2 separate regions of the Homo sapiens genome follow, and region 2 is linked to region 1. A link is a contact called in ENCODE POLR2A ChIA-PET data. All regions are on one chromosome and are shown on one strand. Each heading gives the region's core, a stretch centred on a gene start or an enhancer-like site at or near the end of the contact. The rest is flanking DNA. Distances are from core to core; before and after follow the strand shown.

The links. ChIA-PET counts read pairs that join two places held with the same protein, here RNA polymerase II (POLR2A).
Region 2: POLR2A ChIA-PET joins it to region 1 with 12 read pairs in activated T-cell. The contact joins the promoter of SFRP5 here to the promoter of SPOCK2 in region 1. POLR2A ChIA-PET finds 5 or more read pairs at or near these places in 2 of 52 experiments (WTC11 and activated T-cell).

Annotation. Positions count from the first base shown.
Region 1 is chr10:72,086,068-72,092,407 of GRCh38, forward strand. SPOCK2 (SPARC (osteonectin), cwcv and kazal like domains proteoglycan 2) reads right to left here and starts at 2,484. Exons shown (of 11, transcript NM_001244950.2): 1 at 2,073-2,484. The coding sequence starts at 2,261.
Region 2 is chr10:97,768,881-97,775,220 of GRCh38, forward strand. It overlaps SFRP5 (secreted frizzled related protein 5), which reads right to left and starts at 3,119. Exons shown (of 3, transcript NM_003015.3): 1 at 2,425-3,119; 2 at 788-865. The coding sequence starts at 2,953. RefSeq lists an enhancer at 5,952-6,246.

The sequences.
Region 1 (6,340 bases), core at 1,234-3,733:
TTTGTCCTACTTCTCTCCCTGACCCTGTCCTCCTGCAGCCAGGACTACCTTAAATGGGGTTTTAGAGGACATCTGTCCTACAAAAGCCTGAGGCTACCAAAATCAACACACACCTAAAGCTTTCCCATGAATCTTACATGTGCAAGTCCTGAAGACTTTCAAATCTAGTGCCTTTCTTCTGATGAGCATGAGAGGAAGGGGGAAGTGGTTGGCACCAATACAGAGAGACAGGTGGGTAGCCCAGTGCCATGGGGTCAAGCAGTAAGTCATTTATTCTCACCCACGGAGCTGGCTATTGGAAGCAGGTGGAAGAAGGGAGGTGGGGAGGAATCTTTTATTTTAAACCTTTCCTGTTCTGATTAAGCATTTCTTTTCCCTCTGACCTTCACTGGTCCCATTTTGGCAGATCAAACAGCCAGCGAGTCGGAGGGAGGCCTAGGCCAGTGACACATGGATTCCGGATGGGCCGGCCTGCTGCCGCCCCCTCGCTGCTGTGGCCGGGCTGCTGCCCAGGAAGCGGCAGGAGACTGCGGCTCATCTGCGCTGGGCCTGCAGGTGCTTCGGGAAGGCCTCGCGGGGCTCCAGGCTCCTGCGGCTGGACAGGTCGCATGTGGGGCGAAGGCGGAGATCAGCAGCCCATCGCGGGGCCCGGCCACTCAGCCTGGAGACCTGGCTGCCCGTGGTTCCTGCTGTCCTCTGTGAATTACAACCTGCCAGTTTGACTTTGGGGAGAAACAGTCACTTGTCTGACGGTAACAAAAAGATCCAAATCTCTGCCTCTTCCCATCACTTGGCTGGATAGCCTATGAAGCATGTGTGTTTTAAACAAATTTCCAAGGAACTTGTGGATGCACGCAGTTTAAGGAGAAAACGGGAGAGGTCATGGTGTGGCCTGCGTTGTACTGGGTGGGTCGGACGAGGGAACCTGGGGAAGGAGGAGTAAGGGCCAGGGTCCTAGAAGAGGTTTTCTGGGGTCAGGGCCGCGGTGAGCACCAGGTCGCCAGGAGCAGCCGGCGTCGCCTCTGGCGCATCCGGGCCCATCCCCCACAGCACCCCCAACGATCTCGGGGTCCAGCCACACCCTCCGCCCGCCCTGCCTCACCCCTGCTTCCCCAGCCCCCAACCCGGCCCGGCCGAGAGGAAGGAGCCAGCCCCGCCGGGCCGCCGCCTGCGACTTCCCCTCTGATCCACAGGTGCCGGTAAACAAAAGTGCCGCAGCTACCCCCCCGCCCCCACCCCGCGGAGTTCGGCCCAAGGTTACGCCGGGGTTCGGGCGGCGCCCGCCGGGGGCCCCCAAACCCAGCTTCTGGACTCTCCCCGGCTTCTCAAGCCCACCGGGCCGGGAGCCTTCCTCTGGCTCCGAGCTGCTCCCCTCGCTCCAGGCTGGATTCCCCCCTGAAATGTTGGTCCGGGAAAACCAGCCTGGGTCCTCGCGCGCCCTTCTGCACGGGGACCCCAGCCCACCCCCGTACGGACACGCCTTCCACCATCTCGCCTAGAAGGCTGCTGGGACCCCAGACCCAGAGCCCCGGTCACACTCCCGTCCCATGCTGTCCCCCTCCCGCAAAGCCCACGGTGGGAACAGAGGGCACCGCGCGAGCCGATGCCACCCTCACTGCCGGCCCCACCCAGACCTGCCGGTGCTGCAGTGCCCCGTATGTGCAGCCTGCAGCATCCCAGCGGCTGGGGCAGGCCCGGGGGCGGCTCGCACAACGCAGCTGGGGACCGGGTCGGGGTCCAGCGGCAGCCGGGGTCCGGGTCCCCCCGGCCCCGCACCCCTTCCCACTCCCGGCCCGCAGGGGAGACCCCGGAGCGCGCGACCCCGGAGCGTCGGGCAGGTGTGGAGCTGGGGGTCCCGGGGCTGGGGGGTCCCAGGGCCGCCGGCCCGGGCCGCAGGGACAGGGGAGGGGCGCTGGGCTGTGACCCCCAGTACTGTTTACTTTCCGTGTAATTAGCCGGCCAGGCTGCGGAGCCTCGGGCTGCGACGTGCGGCGGCCGCTCCCGCAGACCCCGGAGCTCAATCCCCGAACCCGCAACCCCGGGTCTCTGCCTTGGCAGCCCTGCGGACTCACGTCTCGGAAGCGGTTCCAGTGCTTGATCTTGCCGCTGTACTGCGAGATGGACGACAGCCATTGCTCGTCCTCCATGAAATTGCCGGGGGTCTCGCCCTCCTTGAGCCCCTTGGCGTCGCCTTCGGCCAGGGCTGCCGCGGCCAGGAGCAGCAGCGGCAGCACCAGCCGCCCGCAGCCCGGGGCGCGCATCGTGGTCTGGGTTCGACCTGGGGGGGTCTTGACTTCTGCAGTATTTTAATGTCCTTCCTCCCACCCCGCTGCTGGCGAAGCGCACGCGGCTGTCCTCAGCTCTCCTCCCGCGGTCTGCCTCCGGTGACTGGCGGAGAGTGGGTCGCGGCTGAAATGTGACCTGGTTAGGAGATGCACTTGTCTGAAAAAGCCCAGCACTGGACGCGGAGAGGGAGAGAGAATCAGAGAGGCTGCGCCAGCAGGGGCTGTAACTGTAGCATCAGCATCACGTTTGACATCATCATACCTGGTTTAAAAAAAAAAAAAAAAAAGGAGTGGGTAGATTTCAAAGCGAAGCGCTCCCTCGATGAGAGCGCCAAACGCCAGCCAGCCGCAGCGGGGCCCAGCCCCGCCTGGCACACAGGGAGTTGCAGACCAAGAAATCCAGAATCCCGAAATGTCCCTGAGCTCCCTCAAAGGATGGAGAGCAAGAAGGGCCCCAGGATCTCCCCGGGGAAGATGGGATGGGGGAGAGGGCACAAAACTCTCCGGTTACAAAGCCAGCCAGGCTCAGGTGTCGGAAAGGGAATTTGGCCAGACACTGTTTTTCTCCCCTTGCCTCCCACCCAGAGGGGCCTGCGCCACAGCCCTGACAGCTGGCTTCCTGCGAGTTATGGCTCTACCGTAATGGGTGGCTTCGTTAAGACAAAAGCCGTATAACAACTGGCTGCTCAGAACCATTGCTCCCCAGCGGCACCGCGTTGCGCAAGGCAAGGCCTGAGCACTGAGTGGCTGGTGAAACAGAGGCAGATGTCCTCCTCCCCAGGCAGCTGTTTAGGGGCTGTCACCCGTTTTGTCAGCTCTTCCCAGGACAACCCTAAAAGGCAAATGTCTGACCATTTCATCTGCCTTGGAGGCTGCAAATTTGGAAAAGGCATATTTGCTTATGGTTTTTTGACTTCAAGTTAGTTTGAATAAGCCACTGGGGAAGCCGGGGAGTGGGGGGCTGGGGTGGGGTGCTGGTTTTGTTTGAGGTGTTTCGGGTTTTGTTGAAACTGCGACCCTCCTTATTGGCTGTAGATTTAAATGTTGACATACCAGCGGGGAAGGCTGGAGGCTGGCCACAGTCCCAAGAGCACAGCAGAAATGGGGACAGGTTTACATTACAAATACATTAAAGAGGAAACATCATCTGATGGGACAAAACCTAGTGAACTTTTGGGACCCAAGCCCTAGATTGTGTTTTTATAAAAAGACTTAGCTGCTGTGATCTAAAAATAAAATAAAAATTTAAAATGCTTTAAAAAACATAATCTTAATCAGTAGGAAAAAACATAGCTTACAAGGTTCCTTGTCACCCTGAATCTGGCCTATCTGGGAACTCTGAATGCCTCAGTGGCTCAGGCCGGAGTCTCGTTGGGAAAACAGAAAACAATAGCTCCCTTTCCATGTTTTCTTGTTTCCTTTGCTGTTGGATTTAGTGGTGGTGCTGCAGTGAGGCCCTGGCCATTGACGTCTTCATCTCACAGTAATAAAGCATTCTTCCTGGGTGTGTCCTGGCGCTGTACAGTGAGAGAGCACGGCTTGCTGTCGTGGAGACTAGAGGACAGAATCCCACTTACTGGCTGGATTCTTGAGCAATTACCTATTTTCTATCTAAAACTAATGGTAATACCATCATTAAAACTGCTGTAAAGTGCAAGCAAAATTACATACTAAGTGGGCATAATGGGCATTTTTTTAAAAAGTTAGTCTTTCCTCTGGTTGGGAAGAGAAGGCTACGGTGTCCCATAGTTCTGAAGATTCATCAAAATTTGCCATCTTTTCCACCATCTCAATCCTACAATCCTAGTTTTTTGTTGTTTTTTTTTTTTTTGTTTCTGTTTTCGTTTTTAGCAAAGCTAGCTATATATCTCTAAGGCACTTAGGAGATAGGTACCAGATACCACAGCTCTCCCATTCCTGTGCTATCTTAGGGGCTTCCAGAGTTACCAAAGTTGCTGAATAAAGAGTTTGGAAAGGTGCTGTCAAGATGCCCATCAATATGACAATAGCTGTCTCCAGACTCTGAGGGTCAAAATGGCTCCCACAGTCCCAGGTAGCTTCTCCAGTGGGACTTGCCTTCTGTAGCACCTTCAAGCTGGGTCAATACTAGTCCTGTGTCGAAAGCTAATCAACAACATTCCAGTCCCATTAGTGAAGCCAATAGTAATGCTATTTAGGAAGAAGAACCCAAATTTCCAGATGACTGGTGTAAAACTTGTAGGAAATGGCCAATAGTTTTAGTTTACAAAGAAGAAAAAAAGGGCCAGGTGTGCTGACTCACACCTGTAATCCCAGCACTTTAGGAGGCCAAGAGGCAGGAGGATGGCTTGAGCCTAGGAGTTCCAGACCATCGTGGGCAACATAGCGAGACCCTATCTCTATACAAAATTTAAAAAATGAGCCACGTTGCACATGCCTGTGGTCCCAGCTACTCGGAGGCTGAGGTGAGAGGACTGCTTGAGCCTCGGAATTAAGGCTACACTGGGCTAGCATCGTGCCACTGCACTCCAGCTGGAGAAACAGAGCGAGACTCTTTCTCAAAAGAAAACAGAAAAGAAGAAAAAGAAAAGGTTTTTCAATTTTTTTTTTTTTTTTTTTTGAGATGGAGTCTCACTCTGTCGCCCAGGCTGGAGAGCAGTGGTGCGATCTCGGCTCATTGCAACCTCCGCCTCCCAAGTTTAAGGGATTCTCCTGCCTCAGCCTCCCGAGTACCTGGGATTACAGGTGCCCGTCCCCATGCTCAGCTAATTTTTGTATTTTTAGTAGAAATGGGGTTTCACCATGTTGGCCAAGCTGGTCTTGAACTCCTGGCTTCAGGTGATCCTCCCTCCTCAGCCTCCCAAAGTGCTGGGATTACAAGCATAAGCCACCACACCCAGCTTGGTTTTCCTCATGTTTGAAAGAATTACTGGCAGGTTAGCCTTTTCAAGACAATAGCCCCAAACATGAGGAGCTGCTGCTAGGTATATGTATTAAGTGGTACATATATTTTACACATTTTTCTGTTTGCACTTAATATTTAGCAATTCTAAAATGGAGAAGAGAAACCTTAGTTTCCTCATAAGAAACCCAAATTGAATACATCGAGTTTCGCTCTTGCCCAGGCTGGAGTGCAATGGCGCGATCTCAGCTTACTGCAACCTCTGCCTCCCAGGTTCAAAAGCAAATCTCCTGCCTCAGCCTCCCGAGTAGCTGGGATTACAGGAACGCACCAACACACCCGGCTAATTTTGTATTTTTAGTAGAGATGGGGTTTCTCCATGTTGGTCTGGCTGGTCTCAAACTGATCTCATGTGATCCATCCGCATTGGCCTCCCAAAGTGCTGGAATTACCAGCATGAGCCACCGTGCCTGGCCTGAATGTATCTTAAAATCCATTTAATTCCATTTCTAGATGACCCCACAAGCACAAAAAGATAAACACACAAAGATCCAGAATTGTTCATAATAGCCCATCCTGGAAACCAATTCAATGTCCATTAGCCAGGAACCACCTAATTAAAGGATAAAACATACCTGTAACAGACTATTGTGCAGACATTACAAATAATGATGTAGATCTGTATCTATTAAAGACCAATGTGATCCACTATGTATTGCTGGGTGAGAAAAGCTCGTTATATAAGATCATATATAATAGGATCCCATTTGGAAGTATAGTATAGTATAGCCATTCTCAAACTTTCTGGCGTCAGGAGCCCTTAACACTAAAAAATTATTGAGGACCCCAAAGAACTTTTGTTTCTGTGAGTTATATATATAGTGATATTTACTGTATTTGAAAATCAAATTAAGAATTTAAATTTATTTTAAAATAATAAATGTACCCATTTCATATTAACAGAATATTTTATGAAAAACAACCGTCTCTACCGCTCCCCCAAATTAGTAAGAGAGTGGCACTGTTTTACAGTTTTACAAATCTCTTTAGTGTCTGGTCAGAAGAAGACAGAGTCTGGCATAAGCTTCTGCATTACAGCACGTGTATCCATTGCTGGGGCTGCCGTAACAAAGTACCACAGACTGGGTGGCTTCAACAACAGACGATTATTTTC
Region 2 (6,340 bases), core at 1,869-4,368, about 26 Mb after region 1:
CTTGGCAGGAAATTGTCATAAAATCTTGTTCCTTCTCTTTATGTCCCCTTCCCCCTCTCTTTCTCTCTCTGACACACACATACACCCCTTGCAATAGCAGTATTCTCTTTCCAAACAGGCTACCAACATAAAAGACTCCTCTGAAGAAAGGACTTCATTATCATCTCCTTTTTTCTTTTTTTATAGACAGGGAGGCTAAGACACAAAACAGGGAACTGACTTGGCAAAGATCACACACTGGACTGCGTGGCCCATGTGTGAGCCAGGTCCTGACCGGACTTGGCTGGATTGTCCCAGAAAATGGGAAGGCTCTGGGATGAAGCTGTGGGGACAGGTGACCACAGCTCCGCTGGCAGGAGGTGTGCTGAGTCCCAGGTGGAGGTACCCATGGACAAGGGTGCTCCACTTCCATCCTAGAGCCATCACTCCCCACCTGGCTCCATCCATCTCTGGGCTAAGCCTGCACTATCCACAGAGATGATCCAGTCATGGAGGGCCCTCTGAAAATGACACCAAGGGAGGGCTGTGGGAGCCCTGGCCGGGGTGGTTTCTGAGGCCCAAGGCCCATGGCCTTAGGGGACTTGTGATGGTCCTGAGATGATGCAGAAAGAGGTGCATTTCTCTTGGGAAAGGGTTTATGGTTATAATTGGCTTCTAAACGGGAGCCATGATGCAAAAACTGTTGGGATTCACTGTGATGGATGTGGGCATGTATGTTCCCGTGTGCGTCAAGAAAGAGGGGCTGGGGGTGATGTCGGGGCAGTGGCAGCGTGGGCCCCACACTCACCAAAGTCACTGGAGCACATCTGCTCCATGAGGCCGTCAGCACTGTGCTCCATCTCACACTGGGCGCAGATCTTGGTCACTGAAGAGAGAAAGTGGGGTGGGGTTGGGGGACAGTTGGTGAGGGGATTGGAGTTCCAAGAGCCACTTGGGGTGCAGGCTTCCTCACTGACCAGCCACTTCCCCTTGCCAAGCCTCTACTTCCTTATCAGGAGATGGGATGATGGCAATCATATCACTACCTGCTCACAGAGTGATTGACAATCACCAGACAGGCTGTGCAGTGACAAAACTGCCAGGTGGGCACAGTGACTGCCCCATGACCCTGGCGGCTGCAGCCATGATGTGCATTGTCTTTTAAATTTTATCTCCTCTCATCCTCAGCCTATGAAATAGGGATTCTTATTCCTATTTTATTTTTGAGATGTAGTCTCGCTCTGTCACCCAGGCTGGAGTGCAGTGGCTCTCTAATCTCAGCTTACTGCAACCTCTGCCTCCCAGGTTTAAGCGATTCTTCTGTCTCAGCCTCCCGAGTAGCTGAGATTACAGGCGTGTGCCACCACGCTCGGCTAATTTTTGTATTTTCAGTAGAGACGGGGTTTCACCATGTTGGCCAGGCTGGTCTAGAACTCCTGACCTCAAGTGATTCACCCACCTTGGCCTCCCAAAGTGCTGGGATTACAAGTGTGAACCACTGCGCCCAGCCCTTACTCCTATTTTGGAGAAAAGGGAACCGAGGCCCAGAGCGGTTACTCAAGTCTGACAGCAGACGGGGAGGAAGGGGGAGAGGGCATGGAGCCAGCCTGGAAGAGCTATGTGGACCAGCACAGAAAAGGGGAGGCTGAGACCAGGGAGAAATTAGGGTTCAGGGGACTGAGGGGTGGGTGGGAGGAGGGACTTAGGACCTCATAGGTTTCATGAGCCTGGGATGGCTTCCTATTTTATGGATGGGGAAACTGAGGCTCAGTGAAGTCAAGCAACTTGCCTAAGGGCTTCTCTTCAGGGGCAGAGCCTAATCTGCTCTTCCTTCCGCACTGAGCCTTACCCGAATGACTCCCAGCCAGGGGAACTGGGGAAGAGGGTGGAGATCTTAGGGTTCCAGGTACAGAAAACGGGGACGCAGATCATAGTCCAGAACATTCTTAGTCCCCAGTCTTTCTCCACATCCCTTCCCTCACCTCTCCTCTCTTCCCAAGGTCCCAACACGGAGTGGGGATGATGCTTGCTTTGGTGCCTCGGGATCCAGGTGAAAGGCATTGTTTAACGACCCCAGGCATTCTTGGGCTGAGAGGGGTCATAAGGCATTTATCAGGACGTCCCAGGATTGGGGGGACGGCATTGGGGGATTCTCAGCAGCTTGGTTGGATGGGTACTGAGAGGGGTGCCAGGGGTTTCCAGGGAACGAGAGCCAGAGGGAAGGTCTGGAGCCGCCGGGAGGCACTATGCTGCCACTCCCTGGGGAGGTGGGAAGGCGGGAAGGCTGCGGGGGATAATTCCGGGGACGCTGGGCTGAGCTAGGACAGCGTGTGTGTGTGTGTGTGGGCGGAGGGGGGGAGCTGCACCTCTTGGGGGGTTCGCAGAGCTGTGCTAGGGGAGCTGCAGGGCCGTCGGAGCGCGCGGGGACGGCGGCGGCGGCGCTACCTGGAGGCGCGGTGGCGGGCAGGTGCCCGAACTGCACGGCGATGCAGAGGTCGTTGTCCAGGGGGAACTTGTGGCAGTGCAGCATCTCAGGCCAGGGGAAGCCGTAGGCCTCCATGAGCGGCGCGCAGCCGGCGCGCACGGCCTCGCACAGCGAGCGGCACGGGTAGATGGGCCGGTCGAGACAGACGGGCGCAAAGAGCGAGCACAGGAAGACCTGCGTATCCGAGTGGCAGCGCTTGGCCAGCAGCGGCAGCCAGCTGCTCGCCTGCTGCTTCACTTCGGCCAGGCTCTCGTGCTCCAGCAGGTTGGGCAGCCGCATGCGCTTGTAGCCCACCGTGTGGCAGAGCGGCAGGTCGGCAGGGATGTCAAGGCACTGCGGCGGCTTGGAGTAGGAGCGGCCGTGCAGCGGCTCGGCCTGCCAGCCATAGTAGTCGTACTCCTCGCAGCGCGCCGGCGCCCAGTGCAGCGCCCCCAGCAGCAGCGCCAGCGCGGCCGTCCGCACGCCCCCCCCCGCCGCCGCCGCCCGCATGGCTGCGCCCTCTCCAGGTGCGCGCCGCGCAGCCCCCCGACGCTCGGTGCCCGGCGGCCCAGGTGTTCCGGCGTGCGCCCCCGGCCCTGACTCTACCCAGCCGCCGCCGCCGCCGCCGCGGAGGTCGCCCAGGTGGGTGGCAGCCTGCGCTGCGGGCGCCCCGACTGATCCTGGCGCCTCCCACCTCGGGGCTCCAGCCCGGGCCTCGCCGTGCGCCCCAGCCAATCTCCGGCCGCCTGGCCCCAGCTCCAAGGCGGGGAGGCAGTGGGGGCGGCCCTCAGCCCCTCCCGCACCCTGCCCGAGCGTCCCGCCCAGCGCCAGGTCTTGCGCCCCTCTCCCGGCTCGGCTCCCCTGCCGCAGCCCTGGCCTCGCCCAGCGTTTCTCCCCAGGGCTCCCTGCCTCCCTGGGCATTTTCCTCGACCCTCGCCTTCTCCATCCTTCCTCCTTATCTCTCTCCGCCACAGCCTCTCCTGTTCCTTTTCTCACTCACTTCACTTGCTTATCTCTCTGCCTTGGCTTTTCTCCCTCTGCTCTGTTTTCTCTTCCCCGACACCTCGGTTCCTCTTCTCCCTGGTGGGAGGCTCGTGCCACCCCACACCCTGGATCTTCTGGTCCTCCTGGCAGGTCTTCATTGAGCTTGGTGCCAGGCCCCATGCTGGCTGCTGGGGAATCAAAGATGGATATGACCCAGAACCCACCTCCAGGGCCAGGATAGTCTAGTGGGGGTGAAGGTAATCATAGCTTCTATTTAGTGAGCTCTTACTACCTGCCAGGGACGGTGCAAGGTGCAAGGTGCGGTGCAAGGTGCGGTGCAAGGTACGTTCCAAGCTTATCAGCTATTGCTAATGATAGCCAATACTTAGTGGGTGCTAATTGTGTGCCAAGTCTGATCTGAGCACATTGCATAAACTCCCTCAGCTAATTCTCACAATAAGGCTAGATGGTGGGTAGGTACTATTATTGTCCCCACCTTACAGATAAAGATCCTGCGGCAGAGAGGTTAAGCACAGATTAGAGCTGGGATTTGAACCCAGATAGTCTTTTTCGAGAGTCAGAGCCCAGAAACAACCAGGAGGCCTGGATTCTGAGTCTGTAGGCCTAATGACCAAGGGGATAGGGAGTTCAGAGAAGTGGAGTAACTGGCCCTTGGCCACACAGCTCATATGTGAAGGAGCTAGGATTTGAATCCAGATGTTGGGCTACAAAGGCCAGGGCTTAACCACTCTGTGGTAAGATAACTTCCAACCCATGGTAGGGAACACAGTGGGAAGAGGGGGAATTGATGGTGTGTCTGAGCAGGGCACCCAGGCAAGCATCAGAGGGGAGGGGACCTTCAGGAGCCCCATGCTTGGTGTCTTTCTCTCCTGTCTGAGTCCTGCCTTTCATTGGCTCTCCCTTGAGAGGAATTTGGACTGGAGGCTTGAAGGGAGGGGAATTCCTTCCTGAGAGCCTAGCCTGACACCTGACCTCCCAGTCTTTGGTGGGGAGGGTACCTTGGGGAGGTGTCTCCTAGGAGGGCGTGGGGAGCTGGGGGCTGGCTCTGCTGGAAGGCAGGAGTACTGGGCACTTTCCCCCTCTGCTCCTCCCCTTAGTCCCACTAATGGATGTTTCCAGGGCTCCTGTCTTCCTCTGGGTCTGTCCTTGCAGTGGTAGTGGAGAGGGGTGAGGGGCCACTCCTTAATATTCACAGAAAATGCATAGAGTACCTACTATCTGCAAGGCATGGGGTAGGGTATGCATGGGGACACAGAGGTGCAAAAGACATGGCTCTGTTCCTTCTGATCTAGTTGTAAGAAAAAGATACAAGGCAGGCAGAGGAGGCAGGAGAAGCCTCATCTCACTGAGCCCCAAGGGTGGGACAAGCCGTGTTTGATGTCCAGGATGACCTAGTGGGGTCCAGGTAGAGTAAACTTTGGCCTTCTTTTCCCCTCTCCCTCTCCCAGCCCCCAGCATGAAGAGGTTATGCAGATGGCCACTCAGAAGGTGAAGGACTGGTCTCTGCAGGGCCAGGCAGTGCAGTGTAGCAATGGTGCGAGAGCCTGGGCTCTGCAGACGATGGAGCCAGGTTCAGATCCTGGCCACATATTAGCTGTATGACCTTGGGCAAGTACTTAACCTCATTTCCTTCTTTGTAAAATGGAATTTCTTCAGCAGTTACTGTGAGAAGCAAATAAGGTGAATGGAAAGAAAGCCCCCTGCACAGTGCCAACACACAGAATGAACACCTAGGAATGTTAGATCCCCAAGGGACGTGTGACTTTGAGGTAAAAATGTGCTGTATGGGCTGGGTGCAGTTGTTCTCGCCCGTAAATCCCAGCACTTTGGGAGGCTGAGGTGAGAGGATCGCTTGAGCCCTGGAGTTTGAGACCAGCCTGGGCAACACAGCAAGACTCCATCTCTACAAAAATTAGAAAAGTTAACTGGGTATGGTGGCATGCGCCTGCAATCCCAGCTACTCTGGAGGCTGAGGTGGGAGAACTGCTTGAGTTCAGGAGTTCGAGGTTACAGTGAGCTGTGATTGCACCATTGCACTCCAGCCTGGGCAACAGAGCAAGACCCTGTCTCTTAAAAAAAGAAAGTGGTGGCTGGGCATGGTGGCTCATGCCTGTAATCCCAGCACTTTGGGAGGCCGAGGTGGGCAGATCACCTGAGGTCAGGAGTTTGAGACCAGCCTGGCCAACATGGTGAAATCCTGTCTCTACTAAAAATACAAAACTTAGCCGGGCGTGGTGGTGCGTGCCTGTAATCCCAGCTACTCAGGAGGCTGAGGCAGGAAAATTGCTTGAACCCAGGAGGAGGAGGTTGCAGTGAGCTGAGATCATGCCACTGCACTCCAGCCTGGGAGACAGAGCAAGACTCCGTCTCAAAAAAAAAAAAAAAAAAAGAAAGAAAGTGGTGTGTGTTCTGAAAGCCCTTGGATGCCTTGGTTCTGGCTCTGGTTTGGGGCTCTGAACAGCAGTTCTGCCCCTGCACCCTGACTCTCCCACCCCTCCAGGCTTGGCAGGCTCCTGCCCTCCAGGGAAGGTATGGCCTTGGGCACTGACGGTGTGTTAGAGCCTCCCAGGTGGTTGTGCAAAGTGCTGCCTCCTTGGGCAGCTGGTCGGCTGTGCTGTTCTTGGCGTCCCAGTACCTGGCCTGGACAGAGCAGGGCTTTGTTTCTACTGGTGGTTATGTAAGAACTGCGCATGATCAGAGAGCTGTGAGTCCACACCTGACAGCTCCGAGGGCTGTAACGGGCAGAGGGGACTGGCTGAAAGCCTCCTGGAAGAGGAGCATGGACACTCTTTACCTGGCAGCTCTGTCGTGGGGACCCCCGGGGGCCCCTGACACGGGACAGGGTGAATGCAAGGAGGGAAACTTGACAGGAACCAAGCCGAGGTGAGGGCT